Linked DNA regions of Homo sapiens: region 2 is linked to region 1. A link is a loop called in an ENCODE intact Hi-C map of the cell type or tissue named here. Cell type or tissue: endothelial cell of umbilical vein. All regions are shown on one strand.

What was found. Hi-C counts contacts between places; a loop is a spot of excess contacts. Peaks named below come from ENCODE experiments on the same cell type or tissue, not always from the same donor. Only the 100,000 strongest peaks of a DNase experiment are listed, where the experiment ranks them.
Region 2: it touches region 1 in a loop (7-fold over the local background); 1 of 110 quality-filtered maps calls a loop at or near these places.

Annotation. Positions count from the first base shown.
Region 1 is chr1:209,767,269-209,771,268 of GRCh38, forward strand. The region is part of intron 8 of TRAF3IP3 (TRAF3 interacting protein 3); the gene reads left to right. Among named protein-coding and RNA genes, the nearest start is that of TRAF3IP3, 13 kb to the left of the region's middle. RefSeq lists enhancers at 2,128-2,177, 2,188-2,437. In endothelial cell of umbilical vein, no CTCF peak of the experiment used is centred here; a DNase peak (open chromatin) is centred at 2,273; H3K27ac peaks cover 1,164 bases.
Region 2 is chr1:209,883,293-209,887,292 of GRCh38, forward strand. No RefSeq gene overlaps it. Among named protein-coding and RNA genes, the nearest start is that of SYT14, 53 kb to the right of the region's middle. In endothelial cell of umbilical vein, no CTCF peak of the experiment used is centred here; DNase peaks (open chromatin) are centred at 129, 1,029 and 1,559; H3K27ac peaks cover 2,157 bases; H3K27me3 peaks cover 146 bases.

The DNA.
Region 1 (4,000 bases):
GAGTAAGAATGGAACTATGCTTTATTGAGGTATAAAGTCCTACACTTAGCAATGTCTGGCTCATCCTTAGAAGGTATGCAATTACTATCTGAGGAAATGACTTGTGAATGATCAGATCTGTGTCTTAAAAAGTTCTGTAATTTCCAACTGGATGCAGTGTCTCACACCTGTAATCCCAACACTTTGGGGGGCCAAGGCAGAAGGATCACTTGAGTGATCAAGACCAGCCTGGGCAACATAGTGAGACCTCATCTCTATTAAAAATAAAAAAATTAGCCATGCATGGTGGTACACACCTATAGTCACAGCTACTTGGGAGGCTGAGGCAGGAGGATCGCTTGAGCCCAGGAGGTCCAGGCTGCACCACTGTACTCCTGCATGGGGTAACAGAGCAAGACCCTGTCTTGAAAAAAAAAAAAGAGGGGGGAGGGTTCAAGGATTATCTAACTTGTAGCAATAAGAACCCTGGCTCCAAGCAGGGGTTGGGGGAGTTGAGACTCTTGTAATATCCCAGGTAAGACACAACCAGAGCTTGAATCAAAGCAAGCTTTGTGGGAATGAGGGGGGATATATTAAGAGACATTTCTGGGTTTGTCTCCAAGGAGGAGTTTCACCCCATGCTCCAGCCCAAGAGCAGAAGTTCCCTTGGTTGTGGTTTCCTCCCTCCCTTCTTCTCACCCCTCCCAATCCTCACCCTTCTCTTCTTTGTCCCTCCTCCCCACCAACCCCCTAGCTTCCAGTTTTAAAGAAAAACAGTCTCAGACTTTTTCAGTTAACAGCTATTGTTTCCCCTAAAATAAGGTAATTCAACTCTCTATCTCTTCCATGAAAGCCTCAACTCCAATAAAAGTATAGCCCCAAACTGTGGTATCTGGGAAAAATAATTGGAAGAAAGTGGCCAGAACTGGTTCAGACCTTTATTTTTGCCATTTGACCTTCATAAATTTGAATTTCCAACTTCACATGCTGAGAACTTACCACAAACTCCCTATTAGAATCCCAAGGATCAGCTCCCTCCGCTGGCTTCACCTCCGGATGTCTCTGGGCCTTTTGGATACCATAGGCTCTGGGGCACTATTGAGACTCCTGAGGAGGGTCCAACCTTCAGGGCAGAAACAGCTCTACTAGCAGAGAAAGCAAGCTTTCAATATTGTGCAATACAAAAACGAGAGCAGGGCAGCCTTGGGTTTGAAGATCTGCGTCCTGGAATTAAGATCTTGAGATGACAGCGCAGCGGGGATTGGCTGAAGCCCTAAGCAACCTCTACTAGAGCAGAGAGATGAGCTGTGGGCTGGTGCTTCTGTGGTGAGGTGGTGGTGTTTCTGGAGAGCAGATCAGAGGCAGGGGAAAACCACGCAGAAGCAGGAGCTGAAGACCTCAGACCGGCACCAGGTGTGTATGGCCTCCGCCTTGCTCCTCTCTTCACTGGGGTTTATATGCCCTCTGAGCCCTCGGCTCCCGGGGTCTAACTGCCTAGAATGTCAGCAGTAGGCCTGTAAAAAGTGCTTCTTCCCACATACTGTAACACTGGGCTTCAGTGTGGGGGACCCTGGGGCTCAGACCAGGAAACTACATGCCCGATTTGCAACAACTTGGCTGCGACTTTTATGACGTTTTGGGGAGTCCAGAAAAGCAGAGCTGTGGAAAGAGGTTTCATTCAAGCTCCAGACTTGGGTGGCCCTTCATCCCCACTGAAGTGGCTATGGTAAATTGTCTTCCGTTGCAACACGAATGGAAAAGTAATTTGGGGTTGGGCCAATACAAAAACAGTTGAAAGAGGCAAAATATTGGATTAAAGCCATACTATGGAATGGGGAGAGAGGAGGTACCCCAAAAGGGTAGGAGACTGGGAAAATTTTAAGAATATTGCCTTAGGCCTGCTATATTCCCAAAATACAGCAAGATAAACCTTAAATTTGGTAGGTTTGATTGCATTCTGCATAGAAAGAGTTTGGGCAAAGGCAAATGTGTGGAACCGAAGATGTGAACCAGAGGAGGTAGGTGTAGAGCCAGTTGATTTCAGGACCTGTGGATTGACAATGAACAGGCCACAGTGGAATGCAGCCGTTTTACCAGTTACTTCAAAGCTCAAACAGTAGAAGTCTTTGTCCACGTCTTCCATCGGTCCCAAAGCCCTCTGCTTATTGTAGATGCCAAATCCCTGACTCTCTGCTCTCCCTCACATGAGACGTTAGGAAAAACATTAATAGCAGGAGGCACTTTAAAAAATTATTTTTGGCAACACTTTTTGCTTTTGCAAGCCCCAGCTGAGTAACACAGGAAGCTGAAAGGGTGGGGGCACCCCCTGGCTCCCATGGTTAGAAGAATAAGCCAAACAAGATCAAAACAGGAGCTGCGAGATACCACTTCCTGCCTCTCCCAGGCACCCTGAAACTCACTGAGGGAGGCGGACCTCAAAGCCGAGCCCCCTCCTCTACCCCCAGACCATTACAAACCGGAAATGTTATAAGAGATGGAAATGTCCAGGCCATCTGGCTGAGAGAGCCCATGGCGTCTCGGGCCTAAAGAGAGGTGGAATTTCAAGACCTCACAAGCGTCCCACTTGGCCTGGTTGGAAAAAGCCAGAGAAAAGATAGGAAAACCGGTCACTGCCCTTTCTCTGGAAAACTTGCTCTCATTGATGGCTCCTCCGCCCCCTCCCCTACACAGATACACCCTACACAAAACTCCAGGCTGGAAGAACAAAACCCCTACCTGGGCAAAAGGGGCAAGTCTACAAAGGGAGGGGACAAAAAAGTGGCAGGGAAGCTGTAGCTACTAAGCTGAAATACTGAAAAACCGAGAAACAGATTGGCTCTTCATGCCGGCCTTGCTCCCCTCTCGCCCTTGAGATTAGCATCTTTCTTGGAATGTCGAAAATACCATTAGACAGCCCCAGCTTATGAATAAATAGAATGTGACTTTCTGGGAAGCTCCCTTACACCCCCTGCCGCCCTCACTCTGCTTTAATATCTCTCCGTTTCTTGCTTTCTTAAAGAAGTTCTCATCTTGAGTCTAGTATGTACGTGTGCATGTGGAAATGTATGTATGCAGGTGGAGGTGTGTGTGTGGAGATGGAAGTGTGTATGTCCAGATGGAATTGTGCGTGTGCATGTGGAGGTGTGTGTGTGCAGGTGGAGGTGTGTGTGTGCATGTGGAGGTGTGTGTGTGCAGGTGGAGGTATGTGTGTGCATGTGGAGGTGTGTGTGTGCATGTGGAAGTGTGCGTGTGCATGTGAAAGTATGTGTGTGCAGGTGGAAGTGTGCGTGTGCAGGTGGAGGTGTGTGTGTCCAGGTAGAATGTGTGTGCATGTGGAGGTGTATCTGTGCATGTGGAGGTGTGTGTGCAGCTGGAAGTTGTGTGCAGGTGGAGGTGCACATGTGCATGTGAAGGTGTGTGTGTGCATATGGAGGTGTGTGTGTGCATGTGGAGGTGTGTGTGTGCAGGTGGAGGTGTGCGTGTGCAGGTGGAGGTGTGCGTGTGCAGGTGGAGGTGTGCGTGTGCCTATGGAGGTGTGTGTGTGTGCATATGGAGGTGTGTGTGTGCAGGTGGAGGTGTGTGTCTATATAGAAGTGTGTGTGTGCATGTGAAAGTGTGTGTGTGCCATGTGGAGGTGTGCGTGTGCAGGTGAAGGTGTGCGTGTGCAGGTGAAGGTGTGCGTGTGCAGGTGGAGGTGTGCGTGTGCATGTGGAGGGGTGCGTGTGCATGTGGAGGTGTGTGTGTGCAGGTGGAGGTGTGCGTGTGCATGTGGATGTGTGTGTGTGCTCAGGTGGAAGTGTGCGTGTGCATGTGGAGGTGTGTGTGCAGGTGGAGGTGTGTGTGTGCAGGTGGAAGTGTGCATGCATGTGGAAGTGTGCGTGTGCATATGGATGTGTGTGCATGTGAAGGTTGTGTGCATGTGGAGGTGTGCGTGCGCATGTGGAGGTGTGCGTGTTCATGTGAAGGTGTGTGTGTGCATGTGAAGGTATGTGTGTGCAGGTGGAGGTGTGTGTCCCTACGG
Region 2 (4,000 bases), 120 kb after region 1:
CACAATTCAGCCAGAACCCAGGGTACTCCAAACCACTTTGTGATCCTCCATCTCTGTAGGCTACAGTTTATAAAACACTTCTATCTCCATGATTTCATGTGATTCCCAGAGTGACTCATGAGGTTTCAGACCTCTCCATCCTCAGACAGACCCTGTCACATGCCTCTGAAAATGCTTTAGTTGTTGCCATGTGGATGGACACTCAGAAAATACTTTAAAAAAAAAAAATCTAAACTGCTTGCTTTAGTGGTTTTGTGTAAAATGCAACCAGAGAGAGAGAGAGAGAGAGGTCCTTGGCAGATAGGTTTAACTCAAATCACTGAGCAGGAAAATATCTGGGAATCTGGCCTGGTTTGAGAAAAAGAGCCAGCTTTTTTAGCTGACTAGAGAGCAGCTTAAAAAGGAAAAAAATGAAAGGAAGGAAACTAATGAGGCATCTCTTTCCTCACAGATAATGTGGGATGCTCACCCAGTGGTTTGCAGTGGCTACAGCATCTGTTACACTTCAGTGACAACCAAAATGCCTTGGAGATAAGACAACAATTATGAGACCTGCTTGAGAAGAAATGAAAGAAAACCCAATCGCAGCCAAATAGCACTGCCATCTATTAACAAATTATTACAGGCTGAAGCAGTCTTTAATGAGATTTTAACAAAAGAAATCCAGTCTTGTTCCTCTGGGGCAAAGAGATTTTATCATCATGTGAATGGTTAAGCAGGTAAGAGGACCTCCCTTGGAGCACCAATAAAGAGAAAATGTGTGAGCCCTGTGTTCTCCCTCTCCAAGGAGCTCTAACTCCCAGTCAAGATGAAAACATATTGGAGAAAGGACCCAAATAATACTGTTCCAGAGAAAGTTTTAGTTTAGTAAGTGGCCTGATGAGACAAGTGAGTATTCAAAAAAGCTGTATTAGACCTTTGTGTTGTGATTCCAATCCTTTGTGCTTTTGGTTATCCTAAAGGACATTGTGACATTCTCAAGAGATTCTTAAGTCAAAGGGTATAGTGGCAACATTAATCTGGAGGAACAATGAAGCTAGCTAGAGTCAGGACGTGCCTGCCCATGATCTTGTAGACCCACTGGGGTTTCAGAAGAGAAACTGATATGAGTCTAATGTTGTTAGTTCAAAGGAGGAAAGAAAAATTGGTTGCATGGAGTGAGTCAGAGGGAGGGAGGAAAATATGCAGTCCAAGGAAGTCGGTGAGAAGCCCGCTCAGATGCACTAGACTGTCTTGCATGAATTGGGTTTTTCTTTTTGCTTCTCCCACCCCTTTCATTGATCCACTACGTGAACACTTATAGGCAGCCAATAATATCAGGAGAAATATAGCCATTTTGATACTAATATTTCTGTTACCCAGGAATTTGCTTTATTTGCAATATGAGCCTCCAATGCCTGATTAAAGGAAACTGAGGACTAACCTGGGTGATCCAAGAATTCCTAGACTGTTAAATAGTGTAGTTTCTTTAGAAAGGGACTCTGGACCTCCTCCTGGGAGGAGCCTTAGAAGGGCAGTGAGGCTAGGGTGAGTAAGCAGGCTCCCCACGTGAGGGTGAGTCAGGGAGACTGATTCCTTAGCAGCTGGGGCACTGTGTAAGACTACGTCACCTTCTGTGGCAGAAGAACAACCACAATCACTATGTGTTATGCTGGTTATATTCCCCTTGAGACCAATGGCAGACACTGGCTGTTAAAATATTTAGTGTCTGATAATGTATGATTAATGGGTAAGGAGTAGAGTAGCACTTCTTTTAATGGCTCACACTGTAGGAAAGAGATTTAATAGAATTGAAGATGAACTTAGAATGACATAGAAGATAAATCTCAGGAACGTACATCTTTGGGACAGATAGCTCATTTTGTTAGAATATAGTGCTATTATTGTTATTAGCTAACATTTATTAAGCACTGACTAAGTGCCAGGAGCTGCTTCAAGTGTTTTACGTATGTTAACTTAATGCTTCTTGTGCTGTGATAATGAGCCAGTATTTGTTTTTTAAATTTCCAATGTGTCATGGACAAATGCTTTTGTGGAATTCAATAAAAATAAATTACTACAAAAGTGAAAAAAAAATTAAAACATGCAAAATTCAAGCTCAATTTTTTCCTTTTTTAACTATTAGCTGTAAGAGACATCAAATTGTCAAAATGCTATAAAAGTTTCTAAATCCTTACTCTTAGTTGCTATACGTATCTCCCCGTAGACTAGTAACAAACCTTCACCAACTGGCGCAAGTCTACGAACTCTGTTGAAGAGCACTGTATTAACTCATTTAAACCCTCCTAAAAGTTCATGACGTCATTAATATTTTCATTCTACAGATGAGGAAACTGAGGCACAAAACAGTTATCTTGCTACTGAGGCCAGTCAATTAGTTTTGCAAAGAGAAAAATATCTATTTCATGGTCACAGAAGAGTACCCCAACTAGTCACTGAAAAATTAAGAGTAGCATAAGAAAAGCAAGCCTTAATGAGAAAGTATGAATGGAGTTTTATTATCCAGGCTTCTGTGGAAAAACCAGGAAAGGCATAGGCCATACTGGTGACATTTTGGGAGTGTCACCGTTGCTATATTGGGCAATAGGATGAAGTGTCTTAAGACTGTGGCTTGAGGGCTAGACTTTCTGGGTTAGTTTTCTTGCTTGGCCACCTACTTCCTATGCGCAGTTGTTAGTTTCTATCTGAAAGGATGGTTGGGAGGATTAACTGTGTTGTATATGTAAAGTATTTTTTAAAAATGCCTGGCACATAGTAAGTGGTTTATAAGTGTTATTGTATTTGCATATGAAAAACCACCCATTGCAAAAATTTCAGATTCCTTAAATGCCTCCATCTATAGTGGTTTGACTTCTGATTAAACAAGCCTATCCTCCCTGCCTTAAACTAGAGCCCCTGGTAAAACTCAGCAGTGCTGCAGTGGTCACTGCCAGACCTCAGGTACAGAGCAACGTTTGGGGCTGGATAATTATTTTTCTTGAGGAGGGGGTGGTTACTGTGTGCATTGTATGATAGCAGCATTCCTGGTCTTTACCCACTAGATGCCAGTATTATCCCCTTCCAGCTGTGACAACCAAAAATGTCTTCAGTCATTGCCAAATGTCCCCTGAGAGGCAAAATTGCCCCCAGTTGAGAACCACTGATACAGAGAAAAGAGAATATTGATAACAGTCTCTTATATTTTCATAGCTTTTCAGTGTAAAAAGGCTTCTGCATGTTTTAACTCAGTTGGGAAAAAGAAAAAGAGGAAAAAGATAAAATAGATCAGAAGAAAAAAGAGAAGGGAATAGGGGAGGGAGAAGGAAGGGAGAGAATGCAGAGTGCAAAGAGATGAAGTGGAGCAGACACGCAAAAAACAAAGGAATGAACAAACAGGTGTGTGAGTTTGTGTGATCGCCCATGAGCGCATCTACACCTGCAAATCCTCCCAGCACCTCCCATTCAACATGTTCAAAACTGAACTCAGCAGGTTGTAGATAAGGAAGGAAGCTGATGTCCATGGCGGTCTAAGGTGTGACCTTGGGCAGATTCTTCTCAGTCTAGTTTCCTTGATTGTAAAATGAAGATAATACCACGTGCCTTAATGGACTGTGTGAGCTGGCATGGAGCTGACCTATCACAGTGTGCTCTTGCCCATCCTTTTCCCTCCTCCTTGTCTCATGCCAGTAAGTTAAGGGCTAGGTTCTGGCACTCTTCCTCCTTCACAGCACTGCCTCCCGGACAGAGGTCCTGTCCCTCACTAGCACCCAGTGCTTCTGTCCATTTGATGCCACCATTCCATTCCTCTTCCCACTGCCCCAATTCATGGCCAGCCCTCAACACCGCACATCTAATGTCCTGTGGGAGCCTCCTAGTAGTTGGACTTCCTGGCTCCAAGCTCTCCCCACGCCAATCCAGATTCAGGTTCTAAAACAGCACTGGGATCAAGTCACTCTAATTTTTTAAAAAACTGTTCACTGGCTCCCCAGCATAAAATCTAAACTTCTTCACCTATCATTAA